2 separate regions of the Homo sapiens genome follow, and region 1 is linked to region 2. A link is an interaction called in ENCODE POLR2A ChIA-PET data of the cell type or tissue named here. Cell type or tissue: CD4-positive, alpha-beta T cell. All regions are shown on one strand. Links, peaks and the distances in the headings refer to the core of each region. The heading gives the core; the rest is flanking DNA.

Region 1 (2,899 bases), core at 400-2,899, 82 kb before region 2:
AGCCCTTAGAGCCCAAACAGGTAAATTTCAAATGAGGAAACTGAGCTTGCAGTTGTGATTTGCCCAAGGGTCACCCTATAAGGAAGTGAATACGTTATTTCCTAAGCAAGTTTTGTTTGGTTTTTAACTGCAACAAATTGTCTTCCTCACATTTTAGAAGCTTATAACTAAAGTGCTAGATGCTGGCTTTGCTGATGTTAGCATGAACTACTTAAACTTAACCTGATTTTCTGTTTTAAATTCCTTAGCCCTGATTATTCCTTTCCTATCAAACATTTGGGCCTGTTAGCCTGAACTACTTAAACTTAACCTGATTTTCTGTTTTAAATTCCTTAGCCCTGATTATTCCTTTCCTATCAAACATTTGGGCCTGTTGAGTCCTCCAAAATGGGGTCATCAGACCAGATCCTGTGAGCCCAATCTAGCCCCACCTGCGGGAACACAGCCTCACACATTCGTTTACCTGGTTTTGGCTGCTTGTGTGCTTCAGCAGCAAAGGAGAATGGTTGGGACAGAGACTGTATGGCTCCCATACCCTAAAATATTTATTATCTGGCCCTTTACAAAAAATCTTGGTCAATTGCAGTTCTAAAATGCAGTAGTCCCCCCTTATCCACAGAGGATCTATTCCAGAACCCACAGTGGATGCGTGAAGCCCCAAGGATAGTGCCAGGCCCAGTTGCCATCAGTTGGAAGATGTTTCTGTTCATGTCTTCTACCCACAAATTTTATGCCTTTTCCATCTTAACTAAGCTTTTGTCATGCACTGTGGCCCTAACTTTTGCAGTTTAAGGTGTGGCAGCAAAACTAGAATTCGTTTTTCCTTCTTCATGATTTCACAGATAGAAGATTCATTCCTGGCTGGGCGCGGTGGCTCACATTTGTAATCCCAGCACTTCGGGAGACCAAGGCGGGCAGATCACATGAGCCCAGGAGTTCTAGACCAGCCTGGGCAACATGGTGAAACTCTTGTCTCTACAAAAAAAAAAAAAAAAAAAAAAAATTAGCCAGGTGTGGTGGCGCACGCCAGTGTTCCCAGCTACTCTGGAGGCTTAAGACAGGAGAATCACTTGAGCCGGAGAGGTGGAGGTTGCAGTGAGCTGAAATTGTGCCACTGCACTCCAGCCTGGGCGACAGACTGACTCTGTCCCCCTGCCAGCGCCCCCACCAAAAATGACTCATGTTTATGGTGAGGCTCTTGTAGGTCTTAGCAGTCTTGCTGTATGATTTTTTTCTTTCCTTATTAAGTCAAGAGCGTTCACTTTTTCACTTAAAGGAAGCACTTTATGGCTTCTCTTTGGCATTTCTGAATTGGCAGCACCACTACTCTTGTGGTTTGGAGCCATTGTTAAATAAAATCAGGGTGACTTGAACACAAGCACTGTAATAATGTAACAGTTGATCCACCCCTACTCCCTCAAAAGAAAAAAATCTCAAATCTTGCTGCCTTCTGACACCTTTCAAGACTAACCTACTTGTTTTTCTCCTCTTGACTTGCACTGTGTGACTTTGTGTGTGCTGACTGGTGATAGAAATGTTCGGAACTGTCGAGGGCTCATGTTTTGTACCATAGACTTTCTCACTAGAGTCCCTTCTGGTGATTTGTTTCTTTTACACCCCTTCCTGCTATCCTTTCCACTGAATAATATTCTGAGTGAGAAGCTAGTGAGAGCTAATGTTACATTTGGTTTTTCCTCCCCAGATACAGGTTTGACCCCCGTCTCATGTTCAGCAATCGCGGCAGTGTCAGGACTCGAAGATTTTCCAAACATCTTCTGTAGCGACCTCACACAGCCTCTGCAGATGGATCCCTGCACGCCTCTTTCTGATGAAGTGATTGTAGTAGGTGTCTGTAGCTAGTCTTCAAGACCACACCTGGAAGAGTTTCTGGGCTGGCTTTAAGTCCTGTTTGAAAAAGCAACCCAGTCAGCTGACTTCCTCGTGCAATGTGTTAAACTGTGAACTCTGCCCATGTGTCAGGAGTGGCTGTCTCTGGTCTCTTCCTTTAGCTGACAAGGACACTCCTGAGGTCTTTGTTCTCACTGTATTCTTTTTATCCTGGGGCCACAGTTCTTGATTATTCCTCTTGTGGTTAAAGACTGAATTTGTAAACCCATTCAGATAAATGGCAGTACTTTAGGACACACACAAACACACAGACACACCTTTTGATATGTAAGCTTGACCTAAAGTCAAAGGACCTGTGTAGCATTTCAGATTGAGCACTTCACTATCAAAAATACTAACATCACATGGCTTGAAGAGTAACCATCAGAGCTGAATCATCCAAGTAAGAACAAGTACCATTGTTGATTGATAAGTAGAGATACATTTTTTATGATGTTCATCACAGTGTGGTAAGGTTGCAAATTCAAAACATGTCACCCAAGCTCTGTTCATGTTTTTGTGAATTCTAGGCTGGTGCTGCACTGAAATAGAGCAGTAAGCTTGTGATAAAGGCCAATTCCAGGTAGCTCTTGAAGGTGATAGCCATCTACTTTCCAGTGGCTGCCAACCACAGGGAGTGCCAGTTAACACTGGAAGGATTAAGGCAAGGTCCCTTCTCTTGAGACTCCCCTCTGAGATCTGAAAAATGAAGTGGCTTAGGAACATCAGCAGTGAAGAACTGCCAAGAGTTGGTGAAGGTTGTCTCTTCCGAGGGCCTTCTGAAGACAGGGCTCTTGAACAGACAAGTGGAAGGGCTGTACCAGGGATAAAGGAAAGAAGTGCCTGTCCAGCAGGGAGCTTGAATTTAAGTTCCATGTATGAAGTCATTGGCTCTATCTGCATTTTTCTGTCATTCTCTTCATTTGTTTTAAGGTGGAAAATTTTCTTACAGTTGATGCAAAGTATCAACTACTTTACCCTACCTTCTCCCCTTTTAGATGGGTTCTTCCTG
Region 2 (2,914 bases), core at 244-2,743:
ACCTTCTACTATTTGACTTCAAACTAGTCCGTCTAGGCTTACTTTAACCATAACCTTTTAATGTCCCTTCCCATTGTCCCTTGACCCTCACAGCCCAGGCTCCACACACATGCACAAAGTCCTCATCCCCTCATCTTCAATAACACAACAGTCACCCTAACTAGGCTGCAGCTTCCCCTCTTCTTACCGCTTTTTAAAAGCCTGTGCTCTCACACCAGACCACCCAGTTTCTAACGTTGGTTAATCTAATTACCAGCTACTATTTAACCTCTCTGTGCCTCTTCTAATAACTGTACCACATCACAGAGTTGGTGTGAGAATGAGATGAATCAGTATGGGTAAAAGGTATTGCAAGTGTACCATAAATGTGAGCCATCCTTATCAACAGCAGCGTGCTCTTCACTGCCCTTACACAGACATTGACAGTGGTCATTAAATGGCTCTTTATGACTTTCCACTAGCCCATGTGCTAGAAGGCAGAGCTACTAGCTTACTCCTCTTTGAATTCCCAGAGAAAACCACAGCAATGGGTATTAGACAGGCACGTAATAAATGTGTGATACTATAAAACAGGAATACAGATACGAGGGGTCATCAAAAATTTCAAGGAAAATGAATATTATGAAAAAACTACGGCCAGGCATGGTGGCTCATGCCTGTAATCCCAGCATTTTGGGAGGCTGAAGCAGATGGATTGCTTGAACTCAGGAGCTTGAGACCAGCCTTGGAAACATGTCAAAACCCTATCTCTCCAAAAAATACAAAAATTAGCCAGGTGTAGTGGTATGTACCTGTAGTCCTAGCTACTCAGGAGGCTGAGGTGGGAAAAGGGTGACAGAGGTTGCAGTGAGCCAAGACTGCACCACTGTATTTCAGCCTGGATGACAGAGATAGATCTTGTCTCAAAAAAAAAAAAAAAAGAAAAGAAAAGAAAAGAAAAAGAAGAAACTATGCATGGATTTGAAAAATTTTTTGCACCAAAATAAACTTGTACTAACTTGTCATAACATGTCTGAGCAAAACCTAGTTTGAGGCACTAAGAAGGATAAACATCAGTTTGAAAAGAGCCCCTATCAGAGCAACATAAATTCTGCTAATTTTTTTTTTTTTTTTTTTTTTTTTTTTATGAGATGGTGTCTCGCTGTGTCGTGCAGGCTGGAGTGCAATGGTGCCATCTCGGCTCACTGTAAACTTTGCCTGCCAAATTCAAGCGATTCTCATGCTTCAGCCTCCGGAGTAGCCGAGAATACAGGTGCCTGTCACCACGCAGGGCTAGAATTCTGCTAAAATTGAAGCAAAAACAAACATCAAATTTATGGTGAAGCTTGGGCAGAATGGTGAAATCACTGTTGCTTTTTGAAAAGTTTGTGGGGACAATGCCCCCCAAAAATCAGCAGTTTTCAAGTGGATAACCCTTCAAGAAGTGCCGGGTGCAGTGGCTCACACATGTAATCCCAGTTGGGAGGCTGAGGAGGATCACTTGAGCTCAGGAGTTCAAGACCAGCCTGGATAACATAGTAAGAACTCATTTCTATGAAAAAATGAATTTTTTTTTCAAAGTAGGAAAAAAAAAAAAAGGACAAGATGATGTTGAAGATAAAGCTCACAGCAGCAGACCCTCTGTGTCAATTTGCAAGAAAAAGGTTAACCTTGTTCATCTCCTAGTTTAAGAGAACTAATGATTAACAGCAGAAACAACAGCCAACACCATAGACATCTCAACTAGTTCAGCTCACACAATTCTTGTTTGTTTGCTTGATACAGGGTCTGGCTGTCACCCAGGCTGGAGTGCAGTGACTCATACTGGCTCACTGCAAACTCTGCCTCCCAGGCTCAAGCCATCTTCCCACCTCAGCCTCCCCAGTAGCTGGGACTACAGGGACATGTCACCATGCCCAGCTAATTTTTGTATTTTTTGTAGAGATACAGTTTTGCCACTTTGTCCAGGGTGGTCTCAAACTCCTGAGCTCAAGCAATCCTCCCACCTCAGCCTCCCAAAGTGCTGACTATAGGCGTGAGCCACCCCACTTGGTCCATATTTCTATCAGCATTTTGGTCAAATTTAATCAGTCTCTAAGAAGTTCCAAAACTTTCCCTTGTCTTCCTGTCTTCTTCTGACCCCTCCAAACTCTTCTAATCTCTGCCTATTACCCAGTGCCAAAGCCAGTTCCACATTTTCAGGTATCTTTATTGCGATGCCCCTCTCCTGGTACCAATTTTCTGTGTTTGTCTTTTCTTCATTGCTATAAAAGAGTATCTGAGGCTAGGTAATTTATAAAGAAAAGAGGTTTATTTTGGCTCACAGTTCTGTTGGCTGCACAGGAAACATGGCACCAACATCTGCTCCTGGTGAGGACCTCAGGAGGACCTCAGGAGGTGAAAGGAAAAGGGGAAGCAGGTGGTCACATGGCAGGAGAGGGAACAAGAGAGAGAGGAGGAGGTGCCAGGCTCTTTTTAAACAACCAGCTCTCACGTGAACAGAGTAAGAACTCACATATCACCAAGGAGGTGGTACTAAGCCATTCATGAGGGATCCATCCCCATAATCCAATACCTCCCACTAGGCCCCAACTCCAACATTGTGGATCACGTTTCAACATAAGATTTGAAGGCAACACACATCCAAACCGTATCAGTATCCACTGGTGTCAAAACCAGAGAATAATTAATGCAGTGTCACCACACTCAAAACATATGTTTCATCTTCAAAGACTTTTCAAAAACATAACCAGCTAGTCCCTGTCAGTCCTCTGAAGTCTCTTATCAAAAGGAATAAACAAAATGATTGAAGAAACAGATTTTAACCTGATAGGAAAAAAAACAAATAGAGCCAGATCAAGATAACAGCATTTCTATTGAAACTGCTTAGATTTATTTTCTAGCTTATTCTAGATGTGCTAATTTTGAGCTATTT

Evidence for each region. ChIA-PET counts read pairs that join two places held together with the same protein. Peaks named below come from ENCODE experiments on the same cell type or tissue, not always from the same donor. Only the 100,000 strongest peaks of a DNase experiment are listed, where the experiment ranks them.
Region 1: POLR2A ChIA-PET joins it to region 2 with 7 read pairs; 5 of 35 experiments call an interaction of 5 or more read pairs at or near these places.

The regions. Positions count from the first base shown.
Region 1 is chr12:64,715,623-64,718,521 of GRCh38, reverse strand. GNS (glucosamine (N-acetyl)-6-sulfatase) reads left to right here. Exons shown (of 14, transcript NM_002076.4): 14 at 1,703-2,899. The coding sequence ends at 1,781. Among named protein-coding and RNA genes, the nearest start is that of GNS, 42 kb to the left of the region's middle. In CD4-positive, alpha-beta T cell, for the core only: no CTCF peak of the experiment used is centred there; no DNase peak of the experiment used is centred there.
Region 2 is chr12:64,632,974-64,635,887 of GRCh38, reverse strand. The region is part of intron 1 of RASSF3 (Ras association domain family member 3); the gene reads right to left. Among named protein-coding and RNA genes, the nearest start is that of MIR548Z, 12 kb to the right of the region's middle. In CD4-positive, alpha-beta T cell, for the core only: no CTCF peak of the experiment used is centred there; a DNase peak (open chromatin) is centred at 1,787; H3K27ac peaks cover 305 bases.